Regions from separate parts of the Homo sapiens genome. Here region 2 is linked to region 1. A link is a loop called in an ENCODE intact Hi-C map of the cell type or tissue named here. Cell type or tissue: Panc1. All regions are shown on one strand. Links, peaks and the distances in the headings refer to the core of each region. The heading gives the core; the rest is flanking DNA.

Region 1 (15,408 bases), core at 4,466-12,465:
TCTCCAAAAGAGTTAAGGCCTTGTCAAAACAATCTATGGCATACAATTTTATGGATTTTGACCAGCCACGAATTGCCCAAGAATACACATAAATCCTGGAACTATTCCTCTTGTGTAGTTGTTATGAATTTTGTTCCACATCATGTGGTATAAGAAATGTCACATTTCTTGAATTCCTATAAATCAACCACATAAACTCTGGTTGACAGCAAATTCAATCTCAGCCATCTGGGGCTCTATTTCTTCCAGGTTTGCGGAATGATGTGGAGGTTTCACATGGTTCACAATGTTGAGAAGCAGCCTCTGGTCATGGATCTACAGTGGTCACGGTGGAGCTGTCTACATTACATATTTCATGGTCCCTTTATGGGGTGGTTTTGTTTCTTTGGTGCCATACTTGGGCCCGGGGATTTTTGCTGAGGTGGTAGTCATGTGCTTTGTGTCCAAGCCCCTCTAGTGCATCAGATAGCCATGGTAACCCAGGCCCTGGCACCTCCAGGGCCCCATGGGGAACACGGTTGGAGTCCTTGGAGATTGTGGTACCACAAAACCCTTAGTCTTCTACCTAAATCCTCAAAGCCCCGTTTGTCAAGGGGTTGCTTCTGACTCTTTAGCTCTAACACTGGATTGAATCGTTGTATTAGTCTGTTCTCATGCTGCTAATAAAGACATACCCAAGACTGTGTAATTTATAAAGGAAAAAGTTTTAATTGACTCACAGTTCAGCATGGCTGGGGTGGCCTCAGGAAACTTACGAACATGATGGAAGGGGAAGCAAACATGTTCTTCTTCACATGGCAGCAGCAAGGAGAAGTGCTGAGCAAAAGGGGGAAAAGCCTCTTATAAAACCATCAGATCTCGTGAGAACTCACTCACTCTCACAAGAACAGCATGGGAAAAACCCACCGTCATGATTCAATTACCTCTCACTGGGTCCCTCCCATGGCATGCGAGGATTATGGGAGCTACAATTCAAGATGAGATTTGGGTAGGGACACAGCCAAACCATATCAATCATGTCCCTCAGAATTCATGTATTCCCTAAAACTTCAGAATAAAACCATATTTATAAATTGAGTCTTTGCAGATGTAATTAGGTAAAATGTCATACAGCAGGCAGGTGGGCTCTACTCCAGTGTGACTGGCATCCTTATGAGAAGAGGAGGAGAAACAGACATAAGGAGAGAAAGCCAAGTGACAACGAAGGTAGCAATTGAAGGGATGTGTCTACAAGCCAGGAAATGCCAAGGACAGCCAGCAAACACCAGAAGCGGAAAAGGCAAGGAAGGGGTCTTCCCTGGGATTTTCAGAGAGAGCAGGGACCTTCTGACATCTTTAATCTATACTTCCAGCCTCCGGAATCATGACAGAATACATTGCAGTTGTTTTAAGACACCCAGAGTGTGGTGCGTTGTTATGCAGCCCTTGGAAACTAACACAAACCCAAGCACTGGCCTCTCTTCCCCCCGTCAGTCGGACAATCCAGAGCAATCCCACTCCATCAGTCTGGACTTTGGCAAAACAAAAGCCAGGAGGAGATGTGTTTTCTCAGCACCAGGTCACTGCTGCTTCCCATCTGCTGCTCAATGCCCCGAGGCAGGGCACACTAAGCCCTGGTTTCCCCGTGAGCCCGGGAGGGCAGCACACTCAATGTCTACATAAACTATCCATGTGGAATTTATACGATATTCATGAAGTTGATGAGGGAAAAATGTTCTTCGATGAGTCTTTATATTCAAATGTTTCAATCTCCAGATATATTTGAACCACATATGTCTGGTGCTGTCACCCACTCATGAAAGACCTGAAATCAGAAATTAAGCAAAAAATATTGCTTTGGCTACTGAAAAGTGCAAGTATGGGTCTGTGTGTTTTACTCACCAGGGGAAGGGCTGACACCCCTTCCTCAGGCACAGAGCCTACCTAATTATACAGGTGATTTTGATTTATCTGTCTTTCTTTAAAGGCCTTATGTTCCTACCTAGGTTTCAAGTGGGGACTGGGGAGTAGACAACATGGAGTGCAGGAAAAAGAGGGGTGAAAAGCTGCAGTCTGTGGGGCCCTTCTGTGAGTCAGCGGGCTGACCAGCAGGAATGACTTACAGAGGGGGAGAGAGGGCCTGCCCGGAGGTCCTTCAAGGCAGGGCAGCTGCTCAACTCTCTGAGCTTTTGTCCTGAGGACCTGCACCGATCCTTGCCTTACCTCCATTTGCTTTGGCAAATCTACATCCAATGTAGACACAGAGAACAACTTACAGCAGCTCTCAGTTCAGAGACCCAGGGCTGGCCTCATGTTACCTTCCCTGCAGCCACTAGCCTGCCTCCACGTCCAGGAGCCAGCTCCTCTCACCGCTGGGCTCCCAGCAGCGGTTCCCTGGGCGAAACCTTGACCCTGATTCTTGAACCCTTCTTCTCTAAAGTCCCAAAGAATGAAACATTTCTCTCCCTTCCCACCCAGTTTCTTCCCCCAACCTTGAAATTTTCATTTGTGCTTTTCAGATCTGCCCCTTCTCAGGAAGATCATGGCAATTGCCACTTGCTGCATGGAGCTGCATCCCCAGTCCAGAGGGGATGGCCTTCTTATTTGGTGCCAGCAAGACGACGGTGTCTACTATGTGCAGCAGAGTAGACAGAGTATACTGAGTAGTCTCCTGTGATAGACACCATTGTCTTACTGGCACTATAGTACATTATTGTAGTTCCCCAGGCCAGAGTGATTTAGTCTGGTATCACACCACCTGCAAGACATCGATGGACTAGTTCAGATTGAGCCTGGTCAAATCTAGTCCAGTTTTTTTGTTTTTTTAAATACACTTTATTTTTTTGGAGTAGTTTTAGGTTCACAACAAAATCTAGCTAAAAGTACAAAGATTTTCCATATACCACCCACCCCAACTACACATGCACAATCTCTTTTATTAATCTCCCCCACCGGAGAAGTCCTTTTTTTTTCGAGATGGAGTTTCGCTCTTGTCGCCCAGGCTTGAGTGCAATAGTGCAATCTCGGCTTACCGCAAACTCCGCCTCCCGGGTTCAAGCGATTCTCCTGCCTCAGCCTCCCCGGTAGCTGGGATTACAGGCATGCGCCACCATGCCCGGCTAATTTTGTATTTTTTGGTAGAAATGGGGTTTCTCCATGTTGGTCAGGCTGGTCTCGAACTCCCGACCTCAGGTGATCTGCCCGCCTCAGCCTCCCAAAGTGCTGGGATTATAGGCGTGAGCCACCACTCCCAGTCGTCCATTTGTTAACATTAGTGAGCCCACATTGATGCATCATTATCATCCAGAGTCCAGAGCTCACATTAGGGTTCACCCTTGGTGTTGTATATTTTGTGGATTTTGACAAATGTTTAAACACATGTATCCACCATTATAGTATCATCCAGAGTAGTTTCACTGCCCTAAAAATCCCCTGTGATCTGCCTTTCCATCCCACCCTCCTCCCTTGTCCCAGCAACCACTCATCCTTTTAACCTCTCCATAGTTTTACTTGATCCAGAATGTCATCTTTGGAACCATACAGTATGTAGCCTTTCCGGATTTGCTTCTTTCACTTAGCAATATGCACGTAGGGTCCCTCCATGTTTTTCATAGATTGATAGATCTAGTTGCTTTTTCACCATTTTTCAGTATAAGTTGGGGATTGGGCCTGTTTGCTCCTCCTGCAAACTTCAGATCTCAAATTCTAATTCATAGAGAGTCTCCCTCCCTCCCTCCCTCCATCCCTTCCTTCCTTCCTTCCAGCTATAATCTATTTATTTTAGAGTAAGAATTCAAAAATGAGAATACTGTCACAGAAGATGCACATGTATGTTTTTATCTGAACTTAAAAATTTGCTGGTGGAAAATAAGTATTATTTGACATTTGGTTTGACACTGAGGCCGATTAGCATATGTAGCAGATGTTATCTACAGATTGGATCTGTAGTTCCTTGCTTTGACGCATATAATAAAGGAATATGCATTATACAGTACCTTGGAAAATATAGACTCTGCAACTATTTTAACTTATGGTAAAATATTTAGATGCCATCTTTAAAATGTGTGAAGAGGTGTGGAGTTTTTAAAGAGTTTTTTGGGGCCGGGCGCGGTGGCTCATGCCTGTAATACCAACACTTTGGGAGGCTGAGTGGGGCGGATCATGAGGTCAGGAGATCAAGACCATCCTGGCTAACACGGTGAAACCCCATCTCTACTAAAAATACAAAAAAATTAGCCGGGCATGGTGTTGGGCGCCTGTAGTCCCAGCTACTCGGGAGGTTGAGGCAGGAGAATGGCGTGAACCCAGGAGGCGGAGCTTGCAGTGAGCCGAGATCGCGCCACTGCACTCCAGCCTGGGCGACAGAGCAAGACTCCGTCTCAAAAAAAAAAAAAGAGTTTTTTGGCCAGGTGTGGTGGCTCACGCTTGTAATCTCAGCATTTTGGGAGGCCGAGGTGGGTGGATCACTTGAGGCCAGGAGTTTGAGACCAGCCTGGCCAACATTGTGAAACCCTGTGTCTACTAAAAATACAAAAATTAGCCGGGGGTGGTGGTGTGTGCCTGTAATCCCAGCTACTCAGGAGGCTGAGGTAGGAGAATTGCTTGAACCAAGGAGGCGGAGGTTGCTGTGAGCCAAGACTACACCACTGTTCTCCAGCCTGGGCAACAGAGTGAGACTCCATCTCTAAAAGAAAAAAAAAGAGAGAAAAAAGAGAGTTTTTCAAGTTCTTTCATGGTGTAAATGAGCACAATGTTGAGGACTGTATTAGTCAGTGTTCTTTAGAGGGACAGAACTAATGGAATAGATATATATAAAGGGGAGTTTATTAAGTATTAACTCACATGATCACAAGGTCCCACAATAGGCTGCCTGCAGGCTGAGGAGCAAGGAGAGCCAATCCAAGTTCCAAAACTAAAGACTGGAGTCCAACGTTTGAGGGCAGGAAGCATCCAGCATGGGAGAAAGATGTAGGCTGGGAGGCTAGGCCAGTCTCTCTTTTCACATTTTTCTGCTTGCTTATATTCTTGCTGCATTGGCAGCTGATTGGATTGTGCTCACCCAGATTAAGGGTGGGTCTGCCTTTCCCAGCCCACTGACTCAAATGTTTCTCTCCTTTGGCGACACCCTCACAGACACACCCAGGATCAATACTTTGTATCCTTCAATCCAATCAAGTTGACATGCAATATTAACCATCACAAGGACCATCAGCCAGAAGCAACTGAGAGAAGGAGCAAAGGTGACTGTATTTGACACATCAGTTACTCTTCAGGACATCATTGTATGACAACACAATATACTCACTACTCAGAGTAATCCAGAAGATATTCATTCTGGTTCCTACCATATGTTAACTAAGGCATATTAATTAGAATAGTTAAAATAAAATTTCAGAGTGGTCATCAAAAAATTAACTCATTATCTAGTTCCCTGATGGTGGCAAATGTGAATATACTATACATTTTTAACTGCCTACTATGGTGTATAAATGTTTTGCCATGTACAGAAAAAAATGGAAAGTATCATTGAGGATAAGGAATGATAAGATTATATTTTATATTTAGTGGTGTTTGATACTCATCTTTGTCCTATTTTTTTTTTTTTTTTGAGATGGAGTCTCGCTCTGTCTCACCCAGTCTGGAGTGCAGTGGCATGATCTCGGCTCACTTCAGCCTCCGCCTCCCGGGTACAAGCGATTCTTCTGTCTCAGCCCTCCGAGTAGGTGGATCTACAGGTGTGTGTCACCACTCCTGGTTAATTTTGTATTTTTAGTAGAGACAGAGTTTCACCATGTTGGCCAGGCTGGTATTGAACTCCTGACCTCAGGTGATCCGCCCACTTAGGCTTTTGAAAGTGCTGGGATTACAGGCGTGAGCCACCGTGCCCGGCCTTTGTCCTATTCTTCACCAACCCCTCGAACTTGGACAAGCAGATTCCCTTGTCGGTCCTTTCTCAGGGTGGGGCAATGTGAGAATTGCATCTGTAGGGCCCAGGCCACAGCAGCACCTGTTCAGGTTCTGCAGCACCAGTGATACAGACTTAACTAATGTTTTTTGATAATTTTAAAAATTAAAGATAACATGAAAGTAGTAATTCTACTACCTAATAATTAGCGGTTTGCTTTGTAAACTAAAGCCACTGAGTAAGTCACCATGTGGCCAACCACTTAACCATGGAGGGGGCTCAATTTCTCTACCTGTCAAAAGGGGGCGCTGAACTAGAGTCTCTGAGGTCACTTTCAATCCTTACATGTTGTGATTCCTAGTGATGTCATTATAAAGCTGAAGAGAAGAAATGATCAGGAATCATTTTATTTATTCAATTATGACTGCACATCAGAAAAAAAATATTTCAAAGCCCTAGGGTGGTTAGGCTGTGGGTAGAAGACTTTAGAAAAATGCAAATCTCCTCTTCCCAGAAATAGTCTTCTGGAATCCAATCAAGAAAGGTATCTGAATGTTGCGCTTCCGAAAAGTGCTCACTCTTTGATTAACATGTTTACTAACTCCTTTTCCTTAGGTTTCTTAGACTTACCAATCTTTGAACCCGAATTTTCTCTTCTTTCACTCTCAAATGTTTAATTAAGGGGTAGAAGGATCATTCTGAGAAGAGGAAAGTGCAGTTTGCATGAGATCAAATTATTATCCATTAAGTAGATCTAGAGTTGATTGGGTTGTGGAAGGGCTTAAAATGAATTGTGATGAAGGTGAAGTTTGGGGAGAGGCTAGACTCTGACTGCTGGTGAGTTTGTTGGTGGAGCACTCGGAACAGGGTCTGGGGGAGGCCACTGCCACTGCCGAGCTGTCCAGCATGGTGGATGGGTCCCAGTTCTTTTACCTTTTTCAGAAGGCAGATATAAGGTGTTGCTTACGCCTGTCTAGCAGACATTCAGAAAGCAATAAAAAGAACCGTTTTCATCCAGCCAGTGAGTCCTAGATAGGAGCTCCAACAGTGAGGAATTTAAAAGGCTCACCTGCACATCAGAGCTTCCAGAACCCCAGAATCAGTAAGTTGTTTTGAGAACAGATTGTGAGAATACATTCATTTCCAAGTGCCCAGGATAACAGAAAATTTTTTTTTCTTCTACCACTTTACTTCTCATCAGTAAATACCATAGATTAATGATGACTGAAGCGGCAAAGTACCTCAGCCTGTCTAGGCCACTCTATGTTGCTCTGAAGTGGGGCAAGACTCTGGAATTAGGAAAAAGTGCTTAATTGCCACTTACAAGTACCTGTAAAGTTAGAGCAGCCAGGAAAGGGATGGAAGTACTAAAAACTGCCTCATGACATTTTCCTTTTTTTCTGTAGAAATTTTTAAGTGTTCCATTTCTTGTGAACCATCACAGGATAATGACAGCTCTAGATATTAAAAATTCCATTAAAATTTCTTCCCCGAGTGAATACCCTTCCATGTCCAGGGTAACCCCTAGTGGTGTATTCTGTGACACAGACTCTGCCTCCAATGTCAGCACAAAACAGAATAAAATAAGAATTCTGGACATAGTGAAAATATGAACCTGAAGAGGTCATTTATAACAAAAAACAAAAAAATCCAAGTGTCCTTGCTAAACAGAATTTGGGATCTGGGAAGCTGTGAAAAGTTGGTTGTTGGATGTGATGTGATAAGAAAGCAGTCTTAGATCAAAGACTTCAGTCTTTAAGATTCACATTTAGAAAGGAAGAATCTTAGAGTCAAAGAAAGGTCAGGCACGAGTGTAATGAATATAGTCAGGCTGGAAGAGTGTCTGGTCCTTCGATAAGAATGCCTCACTTATCTTCCTCTTTGTATCACCCTGCATTGCACCAGGCACATGGTAAGCATCCAATATTTGGACGGAGGGATAAGTTTCTAAATGAACGCCTGTGCTCCCTTCGCTCTAGGGCCCAAACACACCTGGGCAGGCGTAGATAGAGTGCAAACAAGCAGCTAATAAGTCACAAAAACTGCACAAAGCAGTTGACAGGAGCAGCTCTGAGGATTCAAGTGACTCTCTCTTTCCCTAATAGACTCTGTTACCAACTTGCAGGCTCCCTCTTCTGTCCATTGCACTGGAAGCCTGCTCTTCCCTCCATCTATCAAAAGGGGGCAGCAGACAAGAGAAAATTCAGGTTCGTGGCCTACTGTGAGCTGAGCAACCCCACTCCCACGAAGGACTTAACGCAGATTTCCCAAACTGTGTTCGTTTAAACGTTAGCAGGTTTTTTTTGGGGGGGGGGCAGGGGGGACAGGGAAATTAAGAATCCAAAATTTAAAAGTGCGAGGAAATCTACGCTAAAACTGTTTACACATGTATACAGCAAAATTTCTTAGACATGAAACTTTTTTTATGTCCTGAGAACAGCATATAATGTGAAGAATTTCTCAAAACTTTTTGAATGATGAAACAGCCTCCTCATTTTTTAATTCCACAGAATATCTATTAACATCTCAGTGGTCATACAAGCTCTGCAGAAGATGAGTTTGGAAGCTCTGTCCTAGCAAGTCCCGTCCTATTTTCATGCTGAAGCTGATTCTCTCAGCTTTCCAGTATCGGCTCTCTTTCCCAACAGGGAGAGAAGGATCGCAACTTTGACAAATGCCATTTCATGGAGTAGCCTCTCTGAAGATGGAGCTTGAAGAATGGAAATATACCTCAATCCTTTACACTTGCACTTTCTTCTCCTGGCAGCTATCTCACCACTCCTGGGAGGTAAGGGCAGCCCCCAGATTTTCACCTGGGAGTTAAAAGATCTCACCAGGGGGCTCCAGTTGTGTATGGGCCTCTATGAAATGCTGAGTCAGGCCATGCTATTGTAACTAGAGATGCCTGGACCTTTCTGGTTTTTCACCACTGTTTCAGTTGCCAGTCTCCTGTCATATGCTGCTTCTATCCTTATTTAGAAAGGGAGAGCATGGTTTGAATGGATAAACAAATGGACTAAGCATTAACTTGATTCTCTTCTACAGTTGCTGTTGCTGTTGCCTTGGTGAACGGTTCATATTTATATAGCACCTTAATAGTTTTTAAGATGTTTTCAAATACTTCAACTGATTTTCTCTTAACTAAAATCCTTTGAGAGAGTTTATGTTAGGGAATCTTTGCACTCTGGGTAACACTAGCTAAAAATGAATTTGTTGCTTGGCCTTTGGTTCATAGAACTGAAATAAGAAGAACTGTCTCGGGGAAAAAACAGAATAGCTCAGGAGAAACATGACATAGAAACTGATAAATAGATGGTCTTTTTTGAGTTCTGCCATTGGGAATGGCTGTTCTATTCGGGTGTAGTCTAATGCTACCTCTCAAGACTAACATTTTAGGGATAGAGTATCTAATTGTCATTGCAGGTAGAGAGTGGTAAACATTAATTGACAAGTACATCAAATCCGCATGCAATATGCAATCCCCCCTGCCCTGACCCTGATAAAAAAATTACAGGAATATTGCCAAGAGGAGAAAGCTTTGCTTCTGGGCAAGCAGTTGACAGCTTTGTATGAGGCAAGTATATGTCTCCCTGTGTTAGAGATGATGAAACTGGACCTAAAGGGATTATAAGACTTGCCCAAAGTCATGGATAATAAAGTTCCAACATTAGAATTTATATTCTCTTACTCCTGAACCAATATTTTTTCTCTTTCTCTTTTTTTTTTTTTTTTTTTTGACACAGGGTCTCACTCTGTTGCCCAGGCTGGAGTGCAGTGGTGCAATCTCGGCTCACTGCAACCTCTGTCTCCCAGGCTCAAGTGATCCTCCCACCTCAGCCTCCTGAGTAGCTGGAAATACAGGCATGCACCACCACAACTGGCTAATTTTTGTATTTTTTGTAGAGATGGGGTTTCACTATGTTGTCCAGGCTGATCTTGAACTCCTGGGCTCAAGTGATCCACTTACCTCAACCTCCTAAAATGCTGGGATTACAGGTGTGAGCCACTGTGCCCTGTCCCAGCATTTTTTCTATTATTACTATATACTTCTATGGAGTCCCTTGGATGCAGCAACAGCTATCATTTATTGCAGATGACTATGGTCAGATACTGTTCTAATTACTTTCTATATATTAATTCATTTAATCATCACAAGAAGCTTATGAGATGGCTGCTATTGTTGTCCTTATCTATTAGAAAAAAGGAAACTGAGGCATTAAAGAGGTTCTAGAGCTTGTAAGTGGTACAGCCAGAATTAGAACCAAGACTAGGCCTAGAACCTACTTTCAAAAGGATGCTGCAATGAAACAACATAAGGTTGATCAGAAGTTTGATTGTGTATACCCTTTTCTTCTTCCTCCTTTTCTCCTGGATTTCTTTAAATACATATTTAGTGAGCAACTCAAGGTTTCAGACACCATGCCAAACTCTGAAGGAGTATGAACAAGGTGATCACGACCTTGTGCTCATGGTGTTGACACACTAATAGGGAAAACAGATTAGTGAATTATCACAGCACTCTCTGTTTAATGCTCCGTCTGTGAGAGCAATATGTGCCCTGGGAGCAGAGAGGAGAGCACTTGGCCCAGCCCCGGGGGAGGGAAGGTCAGAGAAGACAGAAGTGCCTTGCAAATGGGGATGGATAGGGAGTGAGCGGGGATAGAAAAGAGGATATCAGTCAGTCCCTCAGCATAGAAGGGCAAGTGTAAAACACAGCCAGGGCCGGATGTGGTGGCTTATGCCTGTAGTCTTAGCATTCTGGGAGGCCGAGATGGGTGAATCACCTGAGGTCAGGAGTTCGAGACCAGCCTGGCCAACATGGTGAAACCCCGTCTCTATTAAAAATACAAAAAATTAGCCAGGTGTGGATGCGGTGGTGGGCACCTGTAATCCCAGCTACTTGGGAGGCTGAGGCAGAAGAATTGCTTGAATCCCAGACGCAGGGGTTGCAGTGAGCTGAGATTCCGCCATTGCACTCCAGCCTGGGCAACAAGAGTGAAACTTCGTCAAAAAACAAACAAACAAAAAACACCACAGCTAGGCCTCACAGAAAACCCAAAGCCAAGACCCTTGTCGTGGGGCCATAGAGTCCTGCTTCTGCTTCATTCTGTGAGTTTCCATTGTCCAGCACTCACGCTTCTTTTATTATGCATGTCCCTTTTGCTCCTGCTATTACAACTTCAGCTTTGGCCTGCTAGGGCCCAGACCTGAAGCCCCAGCTCATATGATCTATTGACACAAACATTCACTATGATGCCGGATACAGCAGCGTGGCCCTCTCAACTTCCATCCTGCCTTCCCTCCCACTGGAGAGATTGATTAGAAAGCTACATTTCCCAGGTTTCCTTGCAGTAGGGGTGTAGATATCAGTTAGATGCACCTGCACGAAGATGAATATGAAGGGAGTGTGTTTGTTTTCTTTTTGTTTTCCTCTTTGGGGAGTTTCTGCTATCCTAGGGAATCAGGCAGATACGAGATTTTCCTGAGGTGACATTCCAGTATCTATAGCTTCCTAGAGAATGCAGGTATGGGAGCAGAAATGGTCTGCTCTCTGGGTTTAAACAATGCATTCCTGAACTCATGGCTCCATTGGGCAGCTCAGATGTAGGAGCCCAGCTGATGAGTCAGCTCTGTATTATTCTGGGAGTCATTCCTGAATGCTTGGAATCTTTCAGGCTTTCCAGTGAAAATATAAGCACCCAATTCTCTGTGCTAAATTTCTTCCTACTTGAAGTTCCTGCACTGAACTACAATTGATATAACAACCCCTAACCTAATCAGAGAGAAAAAGGATCTGAAAGAGAGGACCCTAGCCTGTCCTATCGGCTCCCTGAGCATGAGACATCTACTCCTGGTTAATTTAATTTTGCTGGAGGCTGGTGGGGGACAGGAGCGGGTGGGGAGATGGGAACCACAATAAAGTGTGAGACAAGACTGTCTAAAAGAATATCAGGTCAAGGAGGCGATGATTGGCATCTCCACCATATAGTTCATGATGGGACCAGATTGCAGAGGTCGAGTCAGGAAGTGGCAAGAGATGGACCTGGAGGGATCAGCCCATGCAAGACCCTGTGGGGCATTTTAAGCCTCATGAAGAAATTTAGATCAACCCTAAGAACAACTAGAAGTTGGAGAAAAGTTTAAAACAACTGAAAGCCATTTAAGTATTTAGATTTTAGAAAAAATCTTGGCACCACTGTGGAGAATGGGCTTAGGAAAGCAAGAATGCCCACAGGAAGACCTGTTAGAGGCTATTGCAGCTCTTCCCGTGGGAGATTATAAGGTGGCCCGGATTTAGAGGGTGGTAATGGGGATGAGGAGGACTGAATGGAGGTACAAGGTTTTTAGTAAACATGGTCATCTGGAAAGAACTATACTTCTCCAACATATTCATAGGGGCAGAACCAAGTTTTGTGGGGCCTGATGTTTATAAAATTTGGGGGCTCTGTTTTAAAAAATAAGAATACAGGCCAGGTGCAGTGGCTCACACCTGTAATCCCAGCTTTTTGGGAGGCCGAGGCGGGCGGATCACGAGGTCAGGAGATCGAGACCATCCTGGCTAACATGGTGAAACCCTGTCTCTACTAAAAATACAAAAATTTGGCCGGGCATGGTGGCGGGTGACTGCAGTCCCAGCTACTTGGGAGGCTGAGGCAGGAAAATGGCGTGAACCTGGGAGCTGGCAGTAAGCCAAGATTACACCACTGCACTCCAGCCTGGGCGACAGAGTGAGACTCTGTCTCAAAAAAAAAAAAAAAAAAAGGTGAATATTTATTTTGATAAATTACAATTTTTAAAAAATTTAGACAGGGTCTATCTAGCTCTGCCACCCAGGCTGAGGTACAGTGGTGTGATCTCAGCTCAGTGGCATGAGCTCAGCTCACTGAAAACTCTGCCTCCCAGGCTCAGGCAATCCTACCTCAGCCTCCCAAGCAGCTGGGACTACAGACATGTGCCACCATGCCTAGCTAATTTTTGTATTTTTTGTAGAGAAAGAGTTTCACCATATTGTCCAGGCTGGTTTCAAACTCCTGGGCTCAAACGATCTGTCCGTCTTGGTCTCCCAAAGTGCTGGGATTACAGGCATGAGCTATCATGCCTGGCAGTAAATTACAAATGATAAAAAGCTGCCAAGCATTACAAAAATTGCATAATCCAGGAATTACCTGATACACTTCCATAATACTTTTTTCCCTTCATTTTTTGATTGCACACATTTTGATCTTTTTTTTGTAACACAATTTTTTTGTGACATTACTTTCTATATAAAGAAAATAAAAGAACCCAGTCTGTCCTCTAGCATGGCCCTCTGCCATGGCCCTGGGAGCTGTAGGACAAGTTCACACTGAGAGATAGCCTCTAGCCCTGTGCTTTTCCATCTTTGTGCCACGTGAGTGATAATGTGGGATATGCACGGCATGAGATGGCATAGTGAGGAGCAAGAGAATTCCTGGAAGTCTTTTCTATTCCAAGAGAGCTAGTGAGGGCTTAACTCTATATTAGTTAAGTGCTTGTGAACTATCCATGAGAAACCAAAACCAGGCCCAGTACAGTGGCTCACGCTTGTAATTCCAGCACTTTGGGAGGCCGAGGCAGGTGGATCACTTGAGGTCAGGAGTTTGAGAATGGCCTGGCCAACATGGTGAAACCTCATCTCTACTAAAAATACAAAAAAAAAAAAAAATTAGCTGGGCATGGTGGTGTGCACCTGTAATCTCAGCTACTCAGGAGGCTGAGGGAGGAGAACCACTTGAACCCGGGAGGCAGAGGTTGCAGTGAGCCAAGATTGTGCCACTGCACTCCAGCCTGAGTGACAGAGTGAGACTCTGTCTAAAAAAAAAAATACAAAAAAAAATTTTTTTTCTAACTTCACTGATCTTAAGTCAGATCCCAAATATTCCATGGCCACCCTTATGTCACATGACACAAAGGAAACAAGATGTTGCTGGCCAGGTGCAAAGCATTAGTGGTCTTAACTGATTGCAGTTATTTCATTTTAGCAAATTTTACAAAACATATCATTATATAAATGCATTGCTGGGTGCCTCCCAGGGTCTTGGAAGGGCTGGTGTGGGTGAGGGGCCCTGCAGCTTAAACTTCATTAGCTTCCTGATTAATCTGCTTCTGCACACATGAAAAAGGACTTATCTAGTTGAGTCTGGTGTCATTCCTAGTTCTTGGTTTAAAGCAACAGAAACCAACTCCAACTTGGAAACTGTAGTCAAGAATAACTCCCCAAATCCTGCTTTGAGCTAATCTAGCCACCCCTGAGCACATACCTAACAGTGTATATCTAGCAACTCTGACATTAAATATTTTGGCCAGAGCCACTGCCACCATCCTCACTGGAAGGTGGGGCCTGTAGATCCTGCTACTTTGTGCTACAGCTTCTGATGCAAAATCCAGGGTGCATGAACTGCTTGGCAGAGCCTGGTCCTAAGAGAAAAGGGAGTATCAGGCCTTTCCAGCTTCTGTTTAGGAGACAGGTTCTTCCTTGCAGAGGGGGATTCCCAACACAGGAAGGATCTTCTGATCCTGGGCAGCCTAGAAGAAAATAAAAGCCCGTGACAAGCTCTAACATGTCCACCTGAGCTGAAATATAATGAGTTCATCTTCAGAAGCTGAGCACAAGGTTTCGCATTTCAGTAAGCTTTCTGCTCCAGATTTTCCCTGAGTTATTCAGATTATTTAAACTTGGAAAGTAGTCATTTTCTGTGCAGTGCCCTCCTTATTGTCTGGCAAACAAGGGACATGTAATGAAAGCAGACCAGAGTTCCCAACCCAATAACTACTGCTTGTTGTCATGTATGATCAAGCAACTTTTTCTGACTTCATGGTATCAAAGGCAGGTTAATCTCAAGGAAAGGTTTAATCATTGAACAGCTTTTTGTTAATGCCCTCCATCCAAGGGTCATGGCAATCGGACTGAGAGAGATTTTTAAGTTAAAAATACTTTATTTGGAAAAATAGCTAATCAAAGGAAGAACAGTGCTCATTCCACGTAGCTGGGCAGTACAAAGACAGACATGGGCCAAACTAATAGATATGACATTGGTGTGATTTAAAGGGAGATGATAATTTGAACAGCCCCATCAGTTGCCCAAATGTACCTTTGAGCAAATTAGAAAAAGCTGCCCTTTCTTCAGGTTAGTATTGTCATATTCTGGAAGATTTGCTTTATAAATAAGCAAACTTCTGCTGTCTGCAAATGAGAATGACCCACTTAGAGTTGTACTGTGTCCAAATTGCACAATGGTATATGGCAGCCCTAAGTATGAAGAAGTTTTCTTCAAATTTATATTTATTATATATACAATCTGATAGAAGCATTAAGCAAACAACTTTTAAGACAGTACTTTTTACACATGATTTACCACCTCAACCTATTAGTTATTTTCAGTTGTTCCAAGTTTCCTTCCAGTCTCTACCAATAGGCGCATATATTTTAAGAAAGTATTGTAATAGTAATGAGTATGCAACTTTCTGTATGCCACTTTGATTCTCCCACTTAAAATAATTGGAAA
Region 2 (15,408 bases), core at 7,409-15,408, 71 kb after region 1:
CAAATGTTCCTATCCTACCTTTTGAGAAGTAGCTCAAGATTAAAGGAAACAAAGAAACTGGTCCTACTCAGATCACACACATAAACACATGCCCTCAACCTTCACATGTGCACACACGTACTCAACACACACACACCCTCCATCTGCTATTTGATGTGGAGAAAGAGAAATATAAAAGAAAAAATGGAATTGATGAGGGATGGAAAAGATGACACACATCTCTGGGAGGGCTATAGCTAATACACTGGAGGAGCTAGTGAAGCTTTAGAAGTTCCGTATGGGCTTTTAGAACAAATGTAGGAAAACAGATCCACTTAAAAACAAAAAGCCTAGAATGCTCTAAAACCTTTAGATGACATTTAATTGGAATGCTTGACATTTCCTACTTATTTTCAAAAATAAATTTTCCAAGTGTAGGACACAGGGATCTAAAAGACGTGAGGTTCTACTTGGCAGTAAGCCCTTAAACACCAACATTTTTTATGCAATTTCAGCTGTATCAATAAAAGCAGACTGTTCCAGATAGACAAATGTACTCTGCAGTGATCATGACACAATTGTAGCATTGCATTCAGCTCTGAGTAAAACATCTCGAGAGGGCCATTTAAAAATTGCAGTGTGTTCGCTGAAGGAGGGCAACCTGAATGGCGAGGGCAGTAACCTATGCTGTGGGAAGAATGGTTGAAGAGCTCAGGATGTTTGACTTGGACAAGGGGATTCTCAGAGGAGGGCTGAGGTGCATTCAAATATTTGAATGGCTGTCACGGAGAAGGGGTGGGGAGAGCTGATTCACTGTGTGTCCTTCCACAGGACAAAGCACAGCCTCTGAAAGGCAGATTTAGGATCTAAGCAAGGAATAACTTTTTAGCAGACGCAACTATTTCACAGGGCAGTAAGAGGCTTCGTGAAATGGTGAGCTCCCTGTTACTCAAAGTGCTCAAACAAAACTGGGGACAATTTGATGAGACAGCCTTTAGGGTTTTGACAATTTCTATATTCTGGTTTTAAGCTCCAGAGAAGGAAGGACACCCAATTCTACAAGGACTTTATTAAGCAATCAGTTGGGCCATACCCTGTGCCAGCTAGAAAAGCAGAGAGAGACAGGAGTTTAATTAAAATTGCCAAAAGAACTGCAGTGCGGTTCCTCCTTCCTGCTTCTCCCAACCTCAGCACAACTCACCGACAAGTAGTTACTATGCTTCGATTCTTTCATGCTGCATTTACAAACACTGCCTCAGTACACAAGTGCTCAGTCAGTTTTCCTGCCTGACCAACTGTGGTTTGTGGCTGCAGCTGTTAAAGGCTATTTGTAAAATCTTGTTGTTCGTAGTTGACTACTCCTTGCCACACTAGACATTCTGCTGCTGAGTCAGGGGCCGCCACAATGCAAATGGCAGCCTCAAGTGCACTGTGGGGGCCACTGCTGACCACTGAATGTGCCTTGACTTGGTCCATGACTACAAAGGGACTGTATCTTTGGCTGGAAGCGGTCAGAGGAAAAACTAGGTTTGCAGATGAGAGTCATCAGAATCTTGAGGATCCTGCTTCTTGTGATGCATCTTGGCAAGTTGATGGCTTTTACTGGATCCATGATCACTTTTTTCTCTGAACCCAGGAAGAAACATTACAAATACACTGCAAGCTATTAAAAATGATGAAATATTGCCAGCATGAAATGATTTATTCACATCAGAGCAAAGAAGGGTGAGCTCATTCCAAGAAAAATCCATCTGTACAAATGTCATTAAAAATGTCCACCATTGGGAATGATAGCAAGAGGGGGAAAAAATTGTCCACCGAACAGAAACTAAACTGCTACCATGGCGATTCCCAAGAGGGGAACTGTGGAGAGGGAGAAGAGAGATTTTACCTTCTACATCATATGTTTCCATGTTATTTGAGGTTCCTTTTTTGCATGTGCTTTTTTATATTAATAAAGACACATTGCCATTTTGAAACAGAAAGACATGCCCACCAAGAAGATGACATTGGGTGTAAATTGTGATAGTTACAAGACTGCTATTTTCTTCAACAGAGAAAACTAAGGTAGTCTGTAAAAGTAACACCTTCAGAGCTGGCTACATTTTAAATTTGTGATTTCTATTTTCCTGGATACTGCTGGCATGTTTGAAAATACATATGGTGCTATGTATGCCCTAAGTGGCTGTTCACAAATGGGATCAAAGCTACACAAAACACATTTCTAATCAATTTCTTTTGTCCTTTATAGATCTTATTGGCCTGCCATGGGTGTGCTTTATATATACAATCATGAGTCTAGCATCCCTGCTTTTTGTTGTTATGTTTATACCTGAGACAAAGGGATGCTCTTTGGAACAAATATCAATGGAGCTAGCAAAAGTGTAAGTATTACATGCATTGGTTTCTGAACAATACTCTTTGGTCAAAAGTGCAGCTTTTATATACAGCAAAGGAATAATATCTGAAATTATTAGATATTATTAGATTAGGACATTCCCTTTAGCGTAAGACTATGTCTCAGTGCATAATTCCAATTTCCCTGCTTTGTCTTTAATTTGGGTGATTCAGCTAAGGAAGAATAACCATTTCTTCCCAATGAATGAAGCTTTTTTTTTTTTTTTCAAACTACAAAGTGAATGTATTTGATTGGCAAGTGCAAATTTTCACTTATCAATGAAATATTGTACTGAATTTGAATAAAATCTTTACAATTGGAATGTTTTTTAACGTTAGCCTTTTATAATTATCATCAAACTGTAATGCTATTATTCATTACTATGACCAACCAATATGTACGTACAAGGTTACAAGTTTTTTCCTTTTATACGAAACAAAAACAAAAATACATCATTGTAATTAAAAAGCATTAAACCATATTTTCCTTTTTTGTAATGTAATAATTTTTACTAGAACAAAGTTTAATATTTTCACTGTCTGCATTTCTTTTCGGAAAAAGAAACTGTTACTATTGTTGTTTTACCTGATTTTTTCCTGAAACTAATTTTGTTGTACAGAGGATGTGAATCTTCTGTGCTACTGATTAAAACTATCTCATTTAAAAAACAGTTTATTTCCATAGGTTTTTGGGGAACAGGTGATATTTGGTTACAGAGTAAGTTCTTTAGTGGCGATCGTGAGATTTTGGTGCACCCATCACCGGAGCAGTATACATTGAACTCAATTTGTAGTCTTTTATCCCCCACCACCCCCCAATGCTTCCCCCACCCAGTCCCCAACCAACGGGTGAACATTTTAAAGCTCTACTCAATCACCATCTCAGAACTTCTTCCGCCTCTCTAGCTCCCCCCAACAGGTTTTCTTTGTTTGGGGTTTGGGGTGGGTCCCGGAAGTGTAGATATACCATGTTCACACTGGGCTAGGAACTTGGGTCTCAGCCTTTCCATCTCTATCAGACTTAGAGCTCCTTCTCTGTGCCCTAAACACTTGCTAAGGCTAAGATTAGCAGAAAAACTCTCAGGCTTAACCATCTACCGTTGTTCTAAATATTGCACATTTAAGGTAATTTTAAGAAAGATAAGTTTCTTATATGAATAGGCTTTTAGAAAACTGGTTTAAAAAATTTCACAAGGAGAGATTGTTTAAACAATTTAACTTAGAAGTGAAACATTTAATTTAGAAGTGAGTGGCAGAAAATTCCCTTTCCTTTTTTAGTAGCTCTAATTGCCAAAACCATGTCCTGGGGGAAGAGGTGAGACATAGGGGCTAAGAATGAAGCAGAACTTGTTACTCTTCCTAGGATTACGTCGTTCCATTTAGAAATGCAGGGATACTTATTGTTGGGTTTTAATATAATGGGAGGAAACTACATTTTCACAATTTGTGATTTTCTTTTAAAAATACTTTGAAAACAGTAGAGAAAAATGTATGATTACAGATATTGTGGGCATAGCGATTCTTCAGCTTTTACTTGAAGGAAGAATAAACCTGATAGGTGAATTGTTAGTAGGTATATGTGTGCATGTGTATTTATATTGAACTAACCATTAATCCTGGCTTATTGGGGGTATAGTAAGTAGGATTGTGGAAAATTTTCACTTTGTGCTTTATACACTTTTAGATGGTCTAAATTTTAAAATATTTTACTTTAGAAAAAGCAGAAAAAAATTCTCCCAGTTTAAGCTTAAGGTAAATATCAAATTATAAGGCTAATTTTTTTTGATACAGATGAGGCCCTGTTTTCAAAAAAATAAAATGAAAATGATTCATTTACAATGGGAAATAAAATTGTGAGGAAGGCTGGCTATATCCTTGGACTAACTAACGCATTGCCTGGCTCTATCCAAGTGGAGGTTAAAATGATTGGATTTCTTGGTGAGCATTAGACTCTGAATAAGGCTATCAATTACAAACACGATTTAAATAATCAATGGCCTCAGACTTTGATAAGCCAATGTATCCACCTGTAAACTGGCAACATTCCTCATGGATTCAGGTTTTTCCATAACTGAGATGCCAGGACACCGATGACTTCCAAATCTATTGGTATTCCTCCATTTCTCATCCTTCCTTATGCCTGTTTCACATCAATTATCCATTGCTGCATAACAAGGCATCCCAAATGTTGCAGCTGAAAACAACTATTTCCCATGATTCTTTGGTTTGGCTGGGTGGTGCCTCTGCTTGCTTTGCCTGGGCTCACTCACATGTCTCCCTGGGCAGGAGGGCCCACAATCACATGGGACTTGATCACATAGGTGGCAGTAGGTGCTGGCTGTCAATGGGGAGCTTCAGTCCTCCCCAGTGGCTTCTCATCCTTGAGGAGGCAAAGTGGCTTCCTCACATGTCAAACTCAGGGCAACTTTCCAAGGTAGTGAAGGCAGAAAGAAGCTGCAAGTCTCTCTGAGGTTTACATCAGGAAGACACACATCACTTTGACCACTTTCTATTGTCAGCACAAGTCCTGAGGCCAGCCTAGATACAACAGGTGAAGAAAGAGACCTAACCTCTTGATGAGATGAAGGGCAAAGAATTTCTGACCACATTTAATCTATCAAACCTATTCTTTCTTGAAGTTCTTTTAGCTCATGTGAAACAATCTTCTTTCCTGGAGGGCCTCCTAGCTCACGGCTCTAATCTCCTGATTTCTCCTTCTGTTCCTACATTTTAGCTAACTTTGAAGATTCAGCTCTACATCCTTATGCTTTCAGACCCAACTCAAGTACTCATCCTCGAAGCCCTGAGTAGCTCTAGCCCTGGAGAGTAATCCTTTGTCCTAGATTTTCAATATCTTCTAGCCCTCTTTACTTCTATACTGCATTGGCTAGAACTCTTGTGGTTTCATCTTGTTAATTAATAAAGTTTTAGTTTCCAGGAATGCTCTGTCCATTATCTTTCTTATGTAACTCCTACAATGCCTACCTAGCTTAATATTGATTTCTGGTAGATGATTAAAAAGTATCCACTGTTCAATTTTATAACTTGTTTTGTTGGCTTCATGGTAAATCCACTTTGTGTATATGCACCTTTGAACTACTCATCTACTAACTCAGGGAGCAAAATTCCTTTAAACATTTTGTGGCTGGGTGTAGTGGCTCACCTCTGTAATCCCAGCACTCTGGGAGGACAGGGCAGGCAGAACGCTTGAACCCAGGAGTTTGAGACCAGCCTGAAAACATGGCGAAACCCCATCTCTACCAAAAACACAAAATATTAGCTGGGCATGGTGGCTTGCGCCTGTAGTCCCAGCCACTCAGGAAGCTGAGGTAGGAGGATCATCTGAGCCTGGGAAGTCGAGGCTGCAGTGAGCTGTGATTGCACCACTGCATTCAGCCTGGGTGACAGAGTGAGACCCTGTCTCAAAAGCACACACACACAAAAAGTAAAATTTTGTGAATTATTGTGAACAAAAATAACTGAAAAATTGAGGCAGGGAGAAAGTAGCAATTAATTAATTGAATGAAACTATATAGGCCTCCCTTACTATCACAACCCATTGTACTCTCTTAAAAAAGTCAAACTTGAAAGCAGAATGTTCTGTATAAGATTAAGAACTTTCAAATCCTTTTTTTCATATAGGGTTGCCAGATTGTATCAAATTGCAAACCAAACGAAAATTCAATGACAGAACTTAAGAAAATCTAATCTTTCTTTCTAGTAGGCTTCCAGAATAAGATATTCCTTAAGAACATATGATGTGGGTATCTAAAACCCAACAGAACTTATTAATTCAGAATTTGGGGTGGGGAAAGAATCTGTCTAAATTATTAAAATTCTGACTTAGGAAATGTTTTTGAAAGAATCACATTTCTGTTACTTTTGAGTCATGCAGTTACTCAAACTTAAATCCAGACCCTCTCCAAGAAAGTTATAAATTGCAAATTAGGAGAGGACCAAAAGCCAAAGGTACTGTTGACCTCTAAACAGACTATAGGAGAACTGCAAGGTTTGTAATGAAGAACAAAAATAAAGGCAATTATGAAAGATGAGATGGCAAAACAATTTTACATTTTAAAGTCATTACAGCAGTAGTAATCCCTACTAGCTATAAACCATGAGGAAGCCCAATACTGAGGACAAAAAGGAAAAGGTGCTTTCAGAATTTTTTTTTCAACATTTATTTTAGAATCAGAGGCTACATGTGCAGGTTTGTTACAAAGGTTTACTGCATGATGCTGAGGTTTGGAGTATGAATGACTCTGTCACCCAGGTAGTGAACATAGTACCCAATAGGTAGTTTTCTAGCCCTTGCCCACCTCCATCTCTCTCCTCTCCAGTCGTCTCAGTGTCTATTTTTGCCTCTTTATGTCCATGAGTACCCAATGTTTAGCTCCCACTTATAAGTGAGAACAAACAGTACTTGCTTTTCTGTTTCTACATTAGTTCACTTAAGAAAATGGCCTCCAGCTCCATCCGTATTGCTACAAATGATTTCGTTCTTTTTGACGGCTGTGTAGTATTCCATGGTGTATATATACCACATTTTCTTTATCCAATCCACTGCTCATGGACACCTGGGTTGATTCCACATGTTTGCTATTATGAATAGTGATGCAATGAACGTATGGGTTCATGTGTCCTTTTGGTAAAATGATTCATTTTCCTTTGGGTATATACTCAGTAATAAGATTGCTGCGTCACATGGTAGGTTAACTTTTTTTTGAGATGGAGTCTCGCTCTGTTGCCCCTAGGCTGGAGTGCAGTGACATGAGCTCAGCTCACTGTAAGCTCCGCCTCCCAGGTTAACACCATTCTCCTGCCTCAGCCTCCCAAGTAGCTGGGACTACAGGCGCCTGCTGCCACGCCCGGCTTTTTTTTTTTTTTTTTTTTTTTTTGTATTTTTAGTAGAGACGGGGTTTCACCGTGTTAGCCAGGATTGTCTCGATCTCCTGACCTCGTGATCTGCCCGCCTTTGCCTCCTGGTTAACTTCTATTCATGCAATACTAGTGAGCCAGAGGCTTTTCTGAGCTGAACCAACAGGTTGGCAAAAGCTTTTAAAATGACAATGTGAGCAGCCTGGCTTATGTAAATTGACCAAAGTATCTAAAGGGTATACGTTAAACAAGGTTTCCAACAGAGAAATGTCAGAGACAAAAAAATACAGTAAGTTATCAAATTAGTTAAGGAAATGCGAGGTGGTAGAAAGCCCATGGAACCTGCTTGTGCACAGAAGCTGAGGTGAACTTGAAGAATGAGGAAGGACACTGCTGAGTTAAGAGAGCCTTCATGAATTTACAAGTTAATAAAACAATGAATCAACTTTTGTCACCAAGGTAACCGTCCTGATGTAGAAATCCCAATGTCTATTTCTAAGAAAGGAAACTACAGTATCAAGTTAACTTCAAACATGATACTACACATTGCTTAGCATTTTCCTCTACATTTGGAGCTGGGTTCTACCCCTATTTCTAAAAAGCTGAAAAAACGAATATTCTTCCAAGGATGTTAAGTTTCTTATAAAATAAACAGTGACTCAGCTGAGAGGTCAGAAAAGATTTCTGCAATAATGTAATTTGAAAAGATTTTATTTTGAACTTCTGCCTTGCAAGCTACAAACTCAAAATGGGATGTGATGTTTGCCATATTTGCTGTTTCAGCTGTGATTTACTTTTCCCCCCAGCTTAAGTGGGCACAAATGGAGAAAGCAAACAAGTTAATGTTTTGTAAATATTTCAGTTCTGAGGCAAACTTACTTTTCACTTTTAGCAGTTAATTTGATGTGGTCATTTCTTCATTCATCCATCCATCCAATTCATTTATTCAACAAATATTTATCGAGCATCTACTATGTGCCAGGCACTGATCTAGGTTCTACAATAACATTATCAGCGAGTACAATCACCATGAGATTTCCAGTATACTGATTAGATAGTAAGTGACTAAAGGACTACTTTCAACTGGGCGGATCTGAGAAGGCTATTCTGAGAGGTAACATTTAAGATAAAACCTGGGTAATAAAGAGCCAACCTTGGAAGATAGGGGAGTAAATCCAGACAGAAAAAACAGGTAGTGCAAAGGCTAAGTCAGAAACACACTTGACTTGTTCCAGAAATGGAAAGAAGGCTGTAATCTTTGACAATGAGTTAGGAAGTAGGTAGAGACTAGTGTGCAGGGCTTTGCAGGCTGAGTGAAGAGTTTGGTTTCATTCTAATTGCAGTGGAAGCTACTGAAGGATTTTAAGCAGGGCAGTGACATGATCTGATTTACACTTTAAAGTGTGCCATAGTAAGTGTCTGCAGCCATCCAGCTGAAGGAGGCTGGGAAAGCATGCGATTCTAGTGCTGGGTCTCTTTTTCCATCATGACCACGGACCTTAAGTGGCCTTCAATCACATGTGGCAATCACACATATCCCTAGTCAATTAACTTTGCTTCTCTCCTAGACACATGTTCCAGATCACTTTCTCTCTGGAAACCTCCTCATTTCCTCATTCCTCACTGATGGCCTTGCTTCTGACTTCACTGAGAAAATGGACATAATCAGGGGGAAACTTCCACCCCTTCCACATACACAACCATTCCTCCAGGGCCTATGTAGGAATGCAGTCCTTCCTATGAGAGCCCCCTTCACCCCCTCTCTCCTCTCTCCCTTCTCCGGCACATTCTCCAGCAATTCTCCCAGCTCACTGCTGCATCATCTGCATCTTTACCTACTCCTCATCAGCACAGAAACCTGCTATGATTCTTTCTCCATCTTTTTAAAAACAAAACAAAACAAAAGGTCTTTTTGTGCCACTTTTCTCTCCAGCTTTTGCCCTATTTCTTGGGTACTATGTATAGCCAAGTTTTTCTAAAGCGTTGTCTATATTCGCTGTCATCACTTGTGCTTCTGCTCTTCCCATTCTCACGAAGCTGCTCCAGTGAGACTGTTATGGCCACTCCGCTCCTGAAATTACTTTTTAACATCCCAATTACCTCCATGTTGGTTAACTCTGTGGTCAATTCTCACTCCTCATCTTAGATTATCCCCAGCATTTGACTGGAGATAGTGCTCTTGGCTGGGGATAGTCCTTCCTGAAATGCTTGCCTCACATCCTTCTGCGACCCGTCCCCTGGTTATCTCTTACCTATGGTCTCTATTCCTCTGCTTCCTCTCTTAAAGTTGGTGTGCCCTGGGGCTTAGTCCCCTGACCACTTCTCTATCACCCTCACCAGCCAGTTGATCTCAGTCAATGTTAGTTTCTTTTTTGTTTGTTTGTTTGAGATGGAGTCTCGCTCTGTCGCCCAGGTTGGAGTGCCATCTCGGCTCAATGCAAGCTCTGCCTCCCAGGTTCACGCCATTCTCCTGCCTCAGCCTCCCGAGTAGCTGGGACTACAGGTGCCCGCCACCACGCCTGGCTAATTTTTTTGTATTTTTAGTAGAGACGGGGTTTCACCATGTTAGCCAGGATGGTCTCGATCTCCTGACCTCGTGATCCACCCACCTCGGCCTCCTAAAGTGCTGGGATTACAGGCGTGAGCCACCGCGTCCAGCCAGTTTTACAGTTTTTATCTCATTGATATGCCAGGGTCTGAAATTTATGTCTCTAGCTATCTCTCTAGAATTCAAGGCTTGTTTATTCAACTGCTTACTCTACATGTCTTTCCAAATGTCTAACAGATACCTAATACCTCACATGCCCTAAATTGAACCTGTGATGTTCTCAAACCTATTCTACTCACTGCCTTACCCACCTCAGTTGATGTCAATGTTATCCGACTACTTTGGCCACAAACTTTGGAGTCTTTCCTCTTTCTCACATACTCCACATTCAGTCTATCAGGAAGTTGTGTTGGCTCTTACTTCAAAATATATCCAGAGCCTGAACACCTTCACGGCTGCCCTGGTCTGAGTCACCATGATCTCCATCCTGAATTACTGCAATACCCACTTACTGGTCCCCATTTCTGCCTTTGTCCCCTCCCATCAGTTCTCTACACAGTGGCCAGAATGACCCCTTAAAATGCAATCAAGGTATTCTTTTGCTCCAATCCTCCAGTGGCTCTCCAGCAAGAGCAGAAGCCTTCCAATGCCCTTCCAGCCCTGCACAGCCTGCTAATCTCCCCTTCTTCTCTCACAGCCACACAGGCCAGAGGCTGCATCCCAGACACATCAAGCATGCTCAAGGCTCCAGATCGTGGCACTTGTTTTCTCTGCCTCGAATTCTCTTATCCTAGATATCCACCTGTCTTGCTGCTTCACCTCCAACAGACTTTTCCTGTCCCTCTATTTCAAATCCCAATTGTGTAGCCAACTCTGCACCCACTTTCCAATCCTTCAGTTTTAACCAAAGCAGAAACACTACATTTTACTTGGTCTACTGTCTATCTCTTCCTGCTATATTTAAATTCCATGAAGCCAGGGAATTTTGTTCACTGTTGTTTCCCAACACTTGGAACAATTCCTTGGCATATAATCGAAGCTCGGCATTGAATAGATGAAAAAACATGAATGAAATGGATACAAGAATAAGGTAATGAAGTAGTCAGGATGACACTGCAAGTTTTAGCTGAGAAACTGGACAGATGGTGAGATGCAGAAGCCTGAGAGAGGACTAGGTTTCAGGGCTCAGGACAGAATAGAGCTCGGATTTGGAGATATTGTGAGATGTCCATTAGACATCAAATAGACACATTAGTAGTAGGCAGTTGGATACGTAAGTCTGAAATTTGGAGACTCTAGGGGTTAGAGTCAAATGTGGGTGGCCATCAGCTTATAAGTGGTATTTAAGTCCTGAAGCCAGATAAGCTTATCTGGTCAGAGAACAGAGAGAGAAGGGACTAGGCCCAGTTTTGTGCCAAACTTAGAGACCGAGCAAAGAAGAGAGTGTTAAAAGGGACTGAAAAGAAGCCAACAGTGAGGCTGGAGGAAAGCCAGAAGTGTTGTAGGAAGGTGGGACTGGAGAGGCCAAGCACAAAGACAGATGTAAGCACAGGCTCAGCGGAATGAGAGGACAGAAGCTGACTGATGTGGTTGGAGGACAAAATGGAAGTGAAGTGAAGAAGCAACAGTCCACTCCTTACATCAATTTTGCTGTGAAGGGGAACAGAAAAGCAGGATGGTCATGCCCTAGACTCATTTCCAATCACTGCTTCATTCACAAGCATTCCACTCACCCTCTAACCACTCATCTCTCCAGCCCACTTCCTCAAGTACTGGCACTTCAACAAGTCTTCAGCCCCACGACGACCTGGAGGCCCATGCTCTCCCTTCCTTCCTTACCCTGCTTCCTACTTTCCATGGCCCACCAAGGCCACTTCTTCGCATTTCCCCTTCTCCCTTTACTCTCTTCTCTCTCCCTCCATCACTCAGGCAAACCTTAACTCTGACCAAGTCAACTCTTAGTTTATTTTAACCCTGCATTCAAGGAGCTAAACCTGGCTGAATCAAACACACAACTATGCTGATAAGCCTTGTTTTCACCTTATGAACATACATCTCAAGTAGATCTTGAGGAATACCCTGCAATATACCACATTTCCCTGGTGAGTTGACGTTCCTACTTTCGAAGATGATTACTTCACACCAATACTTTTCCCAAGCCTCCAGGACCCCCTCCCACTTCTTCACTCTAATTATTTTGCTTTTTAGTTCACTGAGAAAATAAATTGAGACCACCTTGTCCTCCTGCCACAAGATCTTCTAACCTACCTACATCTATGCCCACACACACTGCCTTGTTGCAAAGGCCAATGCTTCCATTTGTACACTGACTGCATCAATTTCCCCCTCCTATGGGATTATCATCACGCACACACGCACAAAGCTGCAGTATTTCCCATCCTGAAAAAATACCTTCCTCAGATTTCCCTCCAGATACCAACCGTTTCCCTGCCCCAACTTCTCAGGTCTCTGGGATTCTCTGCAGGAGTTCCCTCCCTAACTTCATTCCATTTTCTGATCATTGTCACTGCTTTAGAGAGATGCCACCTGTATAATACAGTCTGTCCTCTCCCACCCAACTAAACCCTTTTTTCTCCTTCCCCGTTTATTTCTCATTTGCACTTTTACTACTTCAAGTTATAAGCTCGTCTCCCCTCTAAAATCTAAGTAAGCTCCTTGAAAACAGAAGTCTTTATCTACTCAACCCATACTACCTACATATTGTGGCCACTCAAATCATTGGTTAAATTACAGAAAAAGGTATTTGAAAAGGGAGGTTCAAAGGCAGCTCTTCATTTTTAGTAAAGGTAAAATACAATAGCATCTTTTTATGCTGATGGGAAGAATCCTGTAGAAAAATTTGTTAATGCAGGAGTAAGGGATAACGTAGAAGATAGAAGAGATATAAATATAGGCACATTGCTGGAGTTTGAGAAATGGAAAAAAATAAGGTCTGGGATGAAACCTCCACTGGTTCTCTGTATGTAATACTATCCTTGGAATCCTTCCCCACAGAGCTGACTGCTGGGATTGTATTCTGAGAAGACACCGTTACCCCTTGCATGAGATTGACCAAAGTCTGTGGCATACTGAATTTCATGATGCAGCAGGATTCCTAATAAAAATGTGTATTTATTTTTGCATAGCTAAAACATTAAAGCCCCAGGGTGGTTTAAAAAATAATAGCCTACACATTTTTTTCATGTAAACTAAGAATGACATTTTCATTAGTGCCTCTTTCTCTTTCAGGAACTATGTGAAAAACAACATTTGTTTTATGAGTCATCACCAAGAAGAATTAGTGCCAAAACAGCCTCAAAAAAGAAAACCCCAGGAGCAGCTCTTGGAGTGTAACAAGCTGTGTGGTAGGGGCCAATCCAGGCAGCTTTCTCCAGAGACCTAATGGCCTCAACACCTTCTGAACGTGGATAGTGCCAGAACACTTAGGAGGGTGTCTTTGGACCAATGCATAGTTGCGACTCCTGTGCTCTCTTTTCAGTGTCATGGAACTGGTTTTGAAGAGACACTCTGAAATGATAAAGACAGCCTTTAATCCCCCTCCTCCCCAGAAGGAACCTCAAAAGGTAGATGAGGTACAAGGTCCTAAGTGATCTCTTTTTCTGAGCAGGATATCAGGTTAAAAAAAAAAAGTTACTGGCTGGTTTAATACTTTCTACCTTCTTCACAGAGCAGCCTTTGAATAGACTATGTCCTAGTGAAGACATCAACCTCCGCCTTAAGCTATGTATGTATGGAGGCCAGTCGCAGCTTTATTATGCAGACACACAAGTGGTCTGGACATGAGGGTACAGTTTCTGCCTACCAAGACACTACTTGCACTGGATCTTACGCAAAAAAGAACCAGAACACACAGTGTGGACAACTGCCCATATATTCTATCTAGATTAGGAGAGGGTCCTGGCTAGGATTTTAGTGGTAATTCCTAGTTACATTCAACAAGTATAAAGATTATAGAGCTTATTTTATGAACTATAAACTATAATTTAATGCAAAATATCCTTTTATGAATTTCATGTTAATATTGTGAAATATTAAAATAATTCCACAATAGTTGAGAAAAATGAGCATTTTTTTCCATTTTTAAAAAATGCATAGAAAAGACAATTTTAAAATCCTGGGACCATATTTATTTAGAAGTAGCTGTTAGTAAAACATTAGAAAAGGAGTCAGGCCATTAGGTTATTTATCCAAATCTCTAAGCAATTAGGTTGAAGTTATTAAGTCAAGCCTAGAAAAGCTGCCTCCTTGTAAGGCTTTCATGACAATGTATAGTAATCCACAGTGTCCAATTCTTCACACTCCTCAGGAATATCACTACCTCAGGTTACGGTACACAGGCTATAATTGATGATGATGTTCAGATAACTGAAGACACAATAAATGACATTCAGACATCAGGACAATTCCCTCATGTTCTTTTCTATGATGGCCACCTGTACCAGCAACGTGGGTTTCACCCACACAACGATGAACTGTTCTCTTACTTCTCCAGTTGATTTTAAAGACTTGTTAAGAGGTCTTACTAATAAAATTTGGGTATGATAGAAAATCCACAATCAAATCTTGAACCAAATAACATATTAAATTACTAATATTTAAGTGATGGAAGACACACAAAAAACTTAAAAGCACGAACAACCTAACTTGAAAAAGAATTTTAAAATATGATTAACCTGAAGAAAAGAGAATCCTAAGAGCCAAAGCTCCTTTTTATTTAGCTTGGAATTTTCCTATTGGTTCCTAACAAACTGTCCCAATGTCATATAAGGAAACATGATCTATTACATTCCTTTATAACAATGTGGAGAGACTATAAACCTATGTAAGTAGTAAAACTATATCAGAGACTCAGGAGACTGACTAAAAGGCCTGGATCTGCAGTGTATTATCTGTATAAAAATTGGCAGGGGGAAGCTAAAAGGAAAGGAGATTGGAGATCTCAATTCTATCATGGTGTATTTCATACGCAAATCAGAGCATGCATTGTTTTTTGTTTTTGGAAAGAGAAGGGAAGTGTGTTCTGCCCCATGTTTCCTTCCGTGTTTATAGTTCAAACTCTATATATACTTCAGGTATTTTTTGTTTAGCCCTTCATTATAAATGGGCAGGAAATTGTTTATCAACCTAGCCAGTTTATTACTAGTGACCTTGACTTCAGTATCTTGAGCATTCTTTTATATTTTTCTTTTATTATCCTGAGTCTGTAACTAAACAATTTTGTCTTCAAATTTTTATCCAATATCCATTGCACCACACCAAATCAAGCTTCTTGATTTTCAAAAATAAAAAGGGGGAAATACTTACAACTTGTACATATATATTCACAGTTTTTATTTATAAAAAAAATTTACAGTACTTATGGAGAGCCAGCAGAAGACATCAGAGCACTCACTTCTTCCCATCTTTGTTAAGGTTAGCGAATTACCCATGGACACTGTTAGGTGAGGCTCATTCGGCAGCCCTGAAAACAAACCTGGTCACACTGTCTTTACCCTCTCCCTTCAGATAAAGCACTTCGATTATCTATTGATCTGCCCAGTTTTCAAGTCATGCGAATACTAAAAAGGTTACATCATCTGGATCTG

The links. A loop is a pair of places that touch in the nucleus more often than their neighbours do. Peaks named below come from ENCODE experiments on the same cell type or tissue, not always from the same donor. Only the 100,000 strongest peaks of a DNase experiment are listed, where the experiment ranks them.
Region 2: a loop joins it to region 1, with 2.8 times the contacts of the local background. A loop is called at or near these places in 10 of 110 quality-filtered maps.

Annotation. Positions count from the first base shown.
Region 1 is chr6:134,056,675-134,072,082 of GRCh38, reverse strand. No RefSeq gene overlaps it. Among named protein-coding and RNA genes, the nearest start is that of SLC2A12, 12 kb to the right of the region's middle. RefSeq lists enhancers at 10,394-11,058, 11,059-11,723. In Panc1, for the core only: CTCF peaks have their summits at 6,011, 6,212 (motif pointing right), 7,852 and 8,057; a DNase peak (open chromatin) is centred at 8,038; H3K27ac peaks cover 5,638 bases.
Region 2 is chr6:133,988,952-134,004,359 of GRCh38, reverse strand. TBPL1 (TATA-box binding protein like 1) reads right to left here. Exons shown (of 7, transcript NM_004865.4): 7 at 13,928-15,408. SLC2A12 (solute carrier family 2 member 12) reads left to right here. Exons shown (of 5, transcript NM_145176.3): 4 at 2,231-2,363; 5 at 13,052-15,408. The coding sequence ends at 13,205. Among named protein-coding and RNA genes, the nearest start is that of TBPL1, 43 kb to the right of the region's middle. In Panc1, for the core only: no CTCF peak of the experiment used is centred there; no DNase peak of the experiment used is centred there; H3K27ac peaks cover 1,888 bases.